2 separate regions of the Homo sapiens genome follow, and region 1 is linked to region 2. A link is a contact called in ENCODE Hi-C or POLR2A ChIA-PET data. All regions are on one chromosome and are shown on one strand. Each heading gives the region's core, a stretch centred on a gene start or an enhancer-like site at or near the end of the contact. The rest is flanking DNA. Distances are from core to core; before and after follow the strand shown. Region 1 holds the start of CBR1-AS1 (CBR1 antisense RNA 1). Region 2 overlaps DOP1B (DOP1 leucine zipper like protein B).

The links. Hi-C counts contacts between places; a loop is a spot of excess contacts on that map. ChIA-PET counts read pairs that join two places held with the same protein, here RNA polymerase II (POLR2A). Pooled maps may share reads with other maps.
Region 1: a pooled map shows a loop between it and region 2 (2.3-fold over the local background). The contact joins the promoter of CBR1-AS1 here to the enhancer-like site in region 2. A Hi-C loop is called at or near these places in 1 of 168 maps with a recorded cell type or tissue (Right ventricle myocardium inferior) and 6 of 50 pooled maps. POLR2A ChIA-PET finds 5 or more read pairs at or near these places in 7 of 52 experiments (A673, B cell, WTC11 and 3 more).

The regions. Positions count from the first base shown.
Region 1 is chr21:36,123,888-36,128,442 of GRCh38, reverse strand. CBR1-AS1 (CBR1 antisense RNA 1) reads left to right here and starts at 1,803. Exons shown (of 4, transcript NR_040084.1): 1 at 1,803-1,956.
Region 2 is chr21:36,252,072-36,256,390 of GRCh38, reverse strand. It overlaps DOP1B (DOP1 leucine zipper like protein B), which reads right to left. Exons shown (of 37, transcript NM_001320714.2): 23 at 2,482-2,619. Among named protein-coding and RNA genes, the nearest start is that of MORC3, 66 kb to the left of the region's middle. RefSeq lists enhancers at 421-470, 2,241-2,340. Within about 2 kb of position 1,275, at least 3 of the 41 ENCODE cell types and tissues checked have a DNase peak (open chromatin) inside an H3K27ac peak, as active enhancers do; they include B cell, where a contact is called at or near this core.

The DNA.
Region 1 (4,555 bases), core at 554-3,053, 130 kb after region 2:
GAGATGGAGGAAGGGCATGTGCCAAGGAACACAGACAGCCTCCAGAAGTTGACAGGACAGCAGAGGGGTTCCTCCCTCAGGGATTCTGGAAGGAGCACGGCTCTGATACCTTGACTTTAGGACTTCTAACCTCCAGAATGATAAGATCATAAACATGTGTTATCTCACGCCCCTCAGTTTGTGGTAATTTGTTTTAGTGGCCATAGAAAGGACTGCAGTTACAGGAAGATTCCTACCTTCTGTCCTGGCTGAGAGGAAACACCTTTCTCTTGTACTTAGTACAGCATTGCGCAAATAATTGGAATTGTGAGCAGATTTTTTAAGAAAAAGACTGGGCCGGGCTCAGTGGCTCGTGCCTGTAATCCCAACAGGCTGAGGAGGGTGGATCACAAGGTCAAGAGATTGAGAACAATCTGGCCAACATGCTGAAACCTCATCTCTACTACAAATACAAAAATCAGCTGGGTGTGGTGGTGCGTGCCTGTAGTCCCAGCTACTCAGGGAGGCTGAGGCAGAAGAATTGCTTGAACTCGGGAGGCGGAGGTTGCAGTGAGCCGAGATTGTGCCACTGCACTCCAGCCTGGCAAAATACTGGTGGCCAGGCATGGTGGCTCATGCCTGTAATTCTAGCACTTTGGGAGGCTGAGGTAGGTGGGTAGCTTGAGTCCAGCCTGGGCAACATAGTGAAACCCTGTCTCTACCAAAAATACAAAAATTAGCTGGGTGTGGTGGTGTGTGCGGTAGTTCCAGCTGGGAGGATTGGGTGAGCCCGGGAGGTGGAGGTTGTGGCGAGCCGAGATGGCGCCATTGCATTCCAGCGTGGGCAACAAGAGCAAAACTCTGTCTCAAAAAAAAAAAAAAAAAAAAAGTTGTGGGTTCTGGTGGTTTACTGCTGTGATTCTGTTTAGATTGGCTTTGCTATCACTTAATGCCATTGTCCCTTTGTGTTTACCAAATCACTGGGTAAGAACCCAAACCTTTGCCAGTAACATGGCATTCTTCCAGGGTTCTTCTCCTTCCAAAGTCCTTTTGTGGTCTGAAGGACTGAATGTCCACAGCCGTTCCCTCATCTGCATCCAGCGACTGTCTGAGCACCTGTTAGGTACCAGTCATGCTCAGGAGTGAACAGAGGCCTGGGAAGGGCAGGAGTGGAGCTCCCTGCCTTCATGGCTCCTTATTGTAGCTCCTACTTACTCACTGTGTGATCGTGGGCAAGGTTCCCAATCTCTCAGTGTCTCAGTTTGCTCATCTGTACAATGGGAATAGTTTTAGTGCCTAGCTCTTACGATTGCTGTAAGGAGTACAGCATGAATGTTTAATATTATAAAAGTGCTTAGAGCAGTACTGACAAACGGTAATACATAAATGTTTGCTGTTCTTACATTTTTTCAGCAAAGGCAGGCAGACACCATCTAAAACCATACATTCATGTCTTTACAGCCATTGATTGGTGTTCTCCTGGGTAACAGGCACAGTCATGACTACCATTATTTGCTAGAGGCAGATAATGTGGGCAGAGGTGGGAGGTGAGGGGAACCTGTCTACAGCTTCGCCTTAAAGAAAGCGCTCTTGACTCCCATCGCGTTCTAAGAAAGTCTGGGTTGCAGAAGGCAAGCTTGGGCAGGAATGGGGCCCATTGTTTTTCTGGAAGCAAGATTAAGGTCAGGTTCTGAGTCAAATGAAGAGGTCAGCAAACAGCTTGGTAACTCCCCACCTCCTCTTCTCTATGCCTAGTTCTTCACTGCCTGCCCTTCCCAGGGGTGGGTCACAAAGTGGCTTAGGGTCAGGACAGTGAGGCTGTTGAGTGCCATGGGGGGTGTCAGGGAGAAGACAATTCCTACAATGCCACCTCATGTAGCTGAAACCTCGCCTTCCTCTCCTAAGTGTTCTGTGCCTGAGTGCTGGGGTCAGGATTATGCATGGTCCCAACAGGGCTTGACCAGGCAGGACAAGCAGGTGTGTGATTTGTATGCTTGAGGTCACCATGGTGGCTGTCCCTTTGCTACCCTGGAATTGGTTTCTGGTCTCTATATTCAGAGTGACTCAGGGAAAAGCATACTGCTTATTGTAAACACTGCTGACTTGGAAGAAGAGATTCTCCTTGCAAATGTGGTAGGAACCAGTTTAAGTGTGATGTCTGGAAGGCTGGGCTCTGTGCCTGAAAGGAAATCTGCCACACCCTTGCTAAACTGGACAGAGAAGGGGCCATGGCAGGCTGGTGAAGCACCTGTGCTGGGAAATGTGGGTCCGAAGGCCCCAGTCCTCTCCTTGGGAGCTGGATCAGGGTTTATTTTAAAGCCCATTCTTACCTCTTAGCTTGGCAAAGTATTGCCAAGCCTGGGGAAAACCAGCCATTCATGTATATTTCTGGCGAGTGTAATGTACCTCCTCTTTGGAGGGCAATTTGGCTGTTGTCTATTGAAATTAAAAATATGCGTCTCTTCCTGGAAAGGGAATTGTTGGGGGAATTTATCCTACAGATACCCTCCCGTGTGTGTAATGATAGCCGGACCAGGATGTTCTTTAAAAGTGGTTCTCAGCCAGTTTGTTACAAAGGTCATGAATTATTCAGCAAGATGATAATGGTTTTATGTTTTTAAAAATGATAAATTGTAGCCTGTTGATCATCGTTAAAAATATTTGAATGCTATTTGTATGGCTTTCTCTGTGAACTTCAGTGATTATTTTGGACAGTTTGTGTTTGTAGAACTTGCTGCCAGACAGTGCCCCTTGTGGTTGAGTGGCTGCACTACATGGCATATGTATCAGTTTCCTGCGGTCACCATAACTAAACACCAAATACAGGTGCAGAGCTTCATTCTCTCATAGTTCTGGAAGCCAGAAGTCCGAGATCAAAATGTTGTCAGGACCATGCTCTCTCTCCAAGCGCTGGGAAAGAATCCTTCCCTGCCTCTTCCACTTGCTGGTGGTTGCTAGCAATCTTTGGCATTCCTTGTCTTGGGGCAGCATCACACCAATGTCTGCCTCTGTCTTCATATGGCTGCTGTCTCTGCTGAGCATCTGTGTATGTCTTCTCCTCTCCTGTTCCTTTTTTTTTTAATTTTTTTTCCTGAGACAGTCTCACTCTGTCGCCTAGGCTGGAGTGCAGTGGCATGATCTTGGCTCACTGCAACCTCCGTCTCCTGTGTTCAAGCGATTCTCAAGCCTCAGCCTCCCGAGTAGCCAGGATTACAGGCGCCTGCCACTACACCTAGCTAATTTGTGTATTTTTAGTAGAGACACGGTTTCACCATGTTGGCCAGGCTGGTCTCGAACTCCTGACCTCAAGTGATCCACCCGCCTCAGCCTCCCAAAGTGCTGGGATTACAGGCATAAGCCACCATGCCTGACCCTTCTCCTCTTCTTATAAGGACATTAGTCTTCCAGCATAATCTCATCTTAACTAATTACATCTGTAAAGACCCTATTACCAAAAGGGCACATTCTGAGATGGCAGGTGGACATGAATTTTGAGGGGACACTGCAGAACTAACCCACTATAGAATCTTTCTTTAATGTTTCTATTGATCCCTTTCAACTGGTCTAATATATTATTTAGCCTGAATTTTTTTTTTCTTTTTTGAGACAGTGTCTTGCTCTGTTGCCCAGGATGGAATGCAGTGGCATGATAATGGCTCACTGCAGCCTTGACCTCCCAGGCTCAAGCGATCCTTTGTAGCTGAGACTACAGGTCTGTGCCACCATGCCTGGACAATTTTTTATTTTTATATATGTTTTTAAGAGGTGGGGTCTTGCTATGTTGCCCAAGGTGGTCTTGAACTCCTGGGCTAGAGCAATCCTCCTACCTTGGCCTCCTAAAGTCCTGGAATTACAGGCATGAGCCCTTGCATCTGGATAGCCTGACTTGTTTATCATAAATTCTTTTTTGAGATGGAGTCTTGCTCTGTTGCCCAGGCTGGAGTACAGTGGCACGATCTCAGCTCACTGCAACCTCTGCTTCCTGAATTGCAGAAGAATTCTGCAATTCTCCTGTCTTAGCCTCCTGAGTAGCTAAGATTACAAGTGTGCACCACCACACCTGGCTAATTTTTGTATATATATATGTTTTTTAGTAGAGATGGGATTTCGCCATGTTGGCCAGGCTGGTCTCAAACTCCTGATCTCAGATGATCCTCCCACCCCGGCCTCCTAAAGTGCTGGAATTACAGGCATGAGCCACCGTGCCCGGCCTATCATAAATTCTTGCCTGCATGTCTTAGTCCATTTGTGCTGCTATAACAAAATACATGAGACTGGGTAATTTATAAACAATAGAAATTTACTTCTTGTGGTTCTGGAGACTAGAAAGTCCAAGGTCAAGGTTCTAGGAAGTCTAGTGAGGGCCTGGTCTGTGCTTCCAAGATGATGCCTTGTTGTTTTGCCCTCCAGAGGGGATGGACGCTTTGTCTTCACATGGTGGAAGGGCAAAAAGGAGGGAAGCAGCTCCCTTATATATCTTTTATAAGGTCATTAATCCCATTTGTGAGGACAGAGCCCTCATGACCCAATCACCTCCCCAAAAGCTCCACTTTCTAATACCATCATCTTGGTGATT
Region 2 (4,319 bases), core at 26-2,525:
TAGCTCACTGCAACCTCGAACTCCTGTGCTCAACTGATCCTCCTGTCTCAGCCTCCCAAGTGGCTGGGACTACAGGTGTGCACTACCACACCCAGCTAATTTTTAAATTTACTGTAGAGATGATGTCTCCCTACATTGCCCAGGCTGGTCTCGAACTCCTGGACTAAAGTGCTAGGACTACAGGCATGAGCCACCATGCCCGGCCCCCCTAATTTTCATTTAGATTATTCTTAAATTTTTGCTAACTGTATGATTTTAAACTGTTCGACAGAAGGCAATTATTTCAAGATTGAAATAAATCCCTGGTTTTTATTAAATTAGTTAATTAAGAGCAAAACAGCTCTGCTGCTTTCAATGATGAAGACTGCTTTGGTAAAAACAGAAATAGAAGACTCTAAGGGAATGCAAATATTAAACCACACAGCTTGCCCTGTTTTAAATCCACCGTGTATAATTGAAGAAGCTCTCTAGACAACATGGGCCCTCCAGGCTGCTGTAATGAAATTGAGCAGAAAAATTACAAGGAACTTCTCGGTTCAATGACATCACCCTGAAGGTTTCTGTTTCACAGCAGCCAGATGAAATCTCCTCTTTCTCAGAGTGTCTATCATTAGTTATGTTCTCTGACATTTATTTTCTACCTTTATAAAAAATTATGCAGCCAGGCATGGTGGCTCTCGCCCGTAATCCCAGCACTTTGGGAGGCCGAGGCAGGAGGATTGCTTGAGCCTAGGAGTTCCAGACCAGCCTGGGCAATGTGGCAAACCCCGTCACTACAAAAAATATAAAAATTAGCCAGGTGTGGTGGTGTGCATGTGTGGTCTCAGCTATTTGGGAAGATCATTTGAGCCTGGGGAGGTCGAGGCTATGGTGAGCTGTGATTGTGCCACTGCACTGCAGCCTGGGTGACAGTGAGATCCTGTCTTAAAAAAAAAAAAGTTTTAAAAAAAATTATGCAAATTTTGGCCGGGCACGGTGGCTCACGCCTGTAATCCCAGGACTTCGGGAGGCCAAGGCAAGTGGAGTTCAAGACCAGTCTGGCCAACATAGCAAAATCCCGTCTCTACTAAAAGAAAAAAAAAAATACAAAAATTAGCCGGGCTTGGTGGTGCGCACCTGTAATCCCAGCTACTCAGGAAGCTGAGACACAAGAATCACTTGAACCCCAGGGGCGGGGTTGCAGTGGGCTGAGATTGCACCACTGTACTCCAGCCTGGGCGACAAAGTGAGACTTCATCTCGAAAAAACTAAACAAAACAAAACAAAACCAAAAGTTAGCCAGGAGTGATAGCATGCACCTGTACTCCCAGCTACCCAGGAGGCTGAGGCACAAGAATCACTTGAGCCCAGGAGGTGGAGGTTGCAATGAGCTGAGATCGCACCACTGCACTCCAGCCTGGGTGACAGAGTGAAACTGTGTCTCAAAAAAAAAAAAAAAAAAAAGTTACACAAATTTTAATTTGCCCTTGACAAAGACTCTCTCCTTGAGCTGATTCTAGCTAGGCTCCTCTGAGCCCTCTGCTTGACAAATGATTCTGTCCACCCCCACAGCCCCAAACAACACTAGCATGGATCCCTAGGATGGGGACACCAGTCCTCTTCAAACACTTGTCCGAGAAAGCTCAAGGTTGCCAAATAATTTACTGTTTGTTCCTGCGAGACCCCTGACCTCCCTTTCTTAGAGCATTTTCTTTTAAGTTTACAATGATAAATACTTTCTCTGTCCCTTTGAGATGTGTATGTGTCTCCCACAACCTAGGAATGTGTTTCTCAAGGACCTGGGAGCCATCCCTTTGAAACAGAATCATCAAGAAAGACAGAGTCTCGATCTCCCAGCCTCTGTGGGAGGGTAGGAGCCTCATTTGGATAAGCCCCAGTTAGCAAACCCAGATGGCCTAATCACATCTATGGACTGAGCAGCCTCCCCACCTGCTCTTTTGTAATTTTCTACTTCTCCAACTCTCCTTAAACTTCCTGCTCCTTCCCCCTCCCTCCTCCCTCATCCTTTCCCAGTCATCTCCACACAAATCTAAACTGAACCCAACACTTTCCCTTACCGCAGTGGTTATTGAATCACATCTGTCTTTACCATCTTTCACTAGAGTCTGGTTTTGTTTATCTTTGGCATCTTTATGGCTGCGAGCTCCTTGAGGCAGGTGCCATTTCCTCTTTCTAAAGATTTTATTCCACTTGGTGCCCAGAAGGCGCTAACCCATGTACCAGGCAGTGTCCTCAGCAGCAGGGTACAAGGAATGAGAGCCCCTGACCTCAGGCAGTTCCCAACTTAAAAAAGAAGCACCAGATCTTCATAGGTCTCCCCCAAAGCACAGCAAACAGCACCTCCACTTCACTACCCCAAGCATTCCCACTAGCTCTTGTTACCTATCCTTCCCTCCCAAACACGATTTATAAGGAAGTAGAGTTATGACAAATGCCACCCACTAATCTGCAGAAGCCCAGAGGCTTCCCCAGGCTCCTCACCTCATCACCCCCTTTGACTTGGGGTGGCCTCTTCACCACCTCCTTCACCAGGTGCAGCAGCGTGTCAGTCTGCAGGGTGCTGAGTGCACACACCAAGTCGACAAGGGTTAGCTGGGATGCACTTGCCGTTGGGATAATCTGCCAAGAAAAAAAAAAGTTCCTTGAAAGCTTATAGAGAGAAAGTAAAAATAAGGATGACACATCCTTATTGTATTCTACAGTAGTCGTCCCTGGAGAAATCAATCTGTTTTCATCTCTTTTTTTTTTTTTTTGAAACACGGTCTCACTCTGTCACCCAGGCTGGAGTGCAGTGGTGCGATCTTGGCCACCACCACGCCCAGCTAAGTTTTGTATTTTTAGTAGAGATGAGGTTTCGCCATGTTGGCTAGGCTGGTCTCAAACTCCCGACCTCAGGTGATCTGCCCGCCTCGGTCTTCCAAAGTGCTGGGATTACAGGCATGAGCCGCCACCGCGCCCGGCCTGTTTTAATCTCTTAAACAAACATTTCCTATTGAACTAGGTAAAGGCTCCACCCAGGGGAACAACATAATTTGATACAAATTAGGAATAAAAGGTGCAGGCCATGATGGGGCTGTAATAGTGGTATGTTTGAATTTAGTAGAAAGCATTTTAGAAACAAATATACTAAATTTGAAGGAAACAAGAGATGGAATCAAAAATACGAAGACAGGAAGTAAAAACAGATAAACCAGGCTCCCATTTGCTAGCCTTGGAAGGAAAGCCCTGGTATGGGAGGCATATTTTTGATGACAGAAGTCTGCATACCCTGGTCATGGGCATTTGGAAGAAAAACAACTAGCACCAGGTTCCTCACCAGGGAAGGAGCCGACAGGCGCTCAGGAGGGTGGCCTTGGACACTGACCACTGACTCTTCCTCAGAGAACAGGCGCCCATGTCTGCCACAAAGGCTGAGCACTGGGGGAGTGTCAAGGAGGTGCAGCAGCAGATCCCGAGCAGGGGATGGAGCAGGGGTGGGAGGGAACAAAGGAAGAGGATTGAGGTTGAAAAAGGTAAGCCGACCCCTGCAGGACTTCATCATGGACCAGTCAAGTGGATAAAGAACGGGCAAAATACAAACTGATATTATCTTTGGGCTCACGCCTGTAATCCCAGCACCTTGGGAGGCCGAGGCAGGCGGATCACGAGGTCAGGAGTTTGAGACCAGCCTGGCCAACATGGTGAAACCGTCTTTACTAAAATTACAAAAATTAGCTGAGTGTGGTGGCATGCACCTGTAATCCCAGCTGCTCAGGAGGCTGAGGCAGGAGAATTGCTTAAACTCAGGAGGCAGAGGTTGCAGTGAGCTGAGATCGCTCTGTCTCAATAGAAAAAAAAAAAAAGAAATTATCTTTGGGCATAGAAATATGATTGGTGATTTCAATTTTCTTTATTATCATGGACAAATGTAATTTCCTTTTTTTTTTTTTTTTTTACATGAAGTGTCACTCTGTTGTCTAGGCTAGAGTGCAGTGGCACAATCGTAGCTCACTGCAGCTTCATATTCCTGGCTTCAAGTGATCCTTCCATCTCAGCCTCCCAAGTAACTAGGACTATAGGCGCATACCACCATGCCCAGCTAACAAGTGTGATTTCTACACATTAAAAAAGCAATAAGATGGTACTACAAATAAAAAAAGGCCCACAGTGCTAGGATAAGTGACCATTTCTTAAGCCAAATGGGTGGCATGTTCTTAGGTAAAGTTTTTTTTTTTTAGATAGGGACTTGCTTTGTCGCCCAGGCTGGAATGCAGTGGCACAATCATGGCTCACTGCACCCTCCACCTCCCAGGCTCAAGTGATCCTCCCACCTTAGCCTC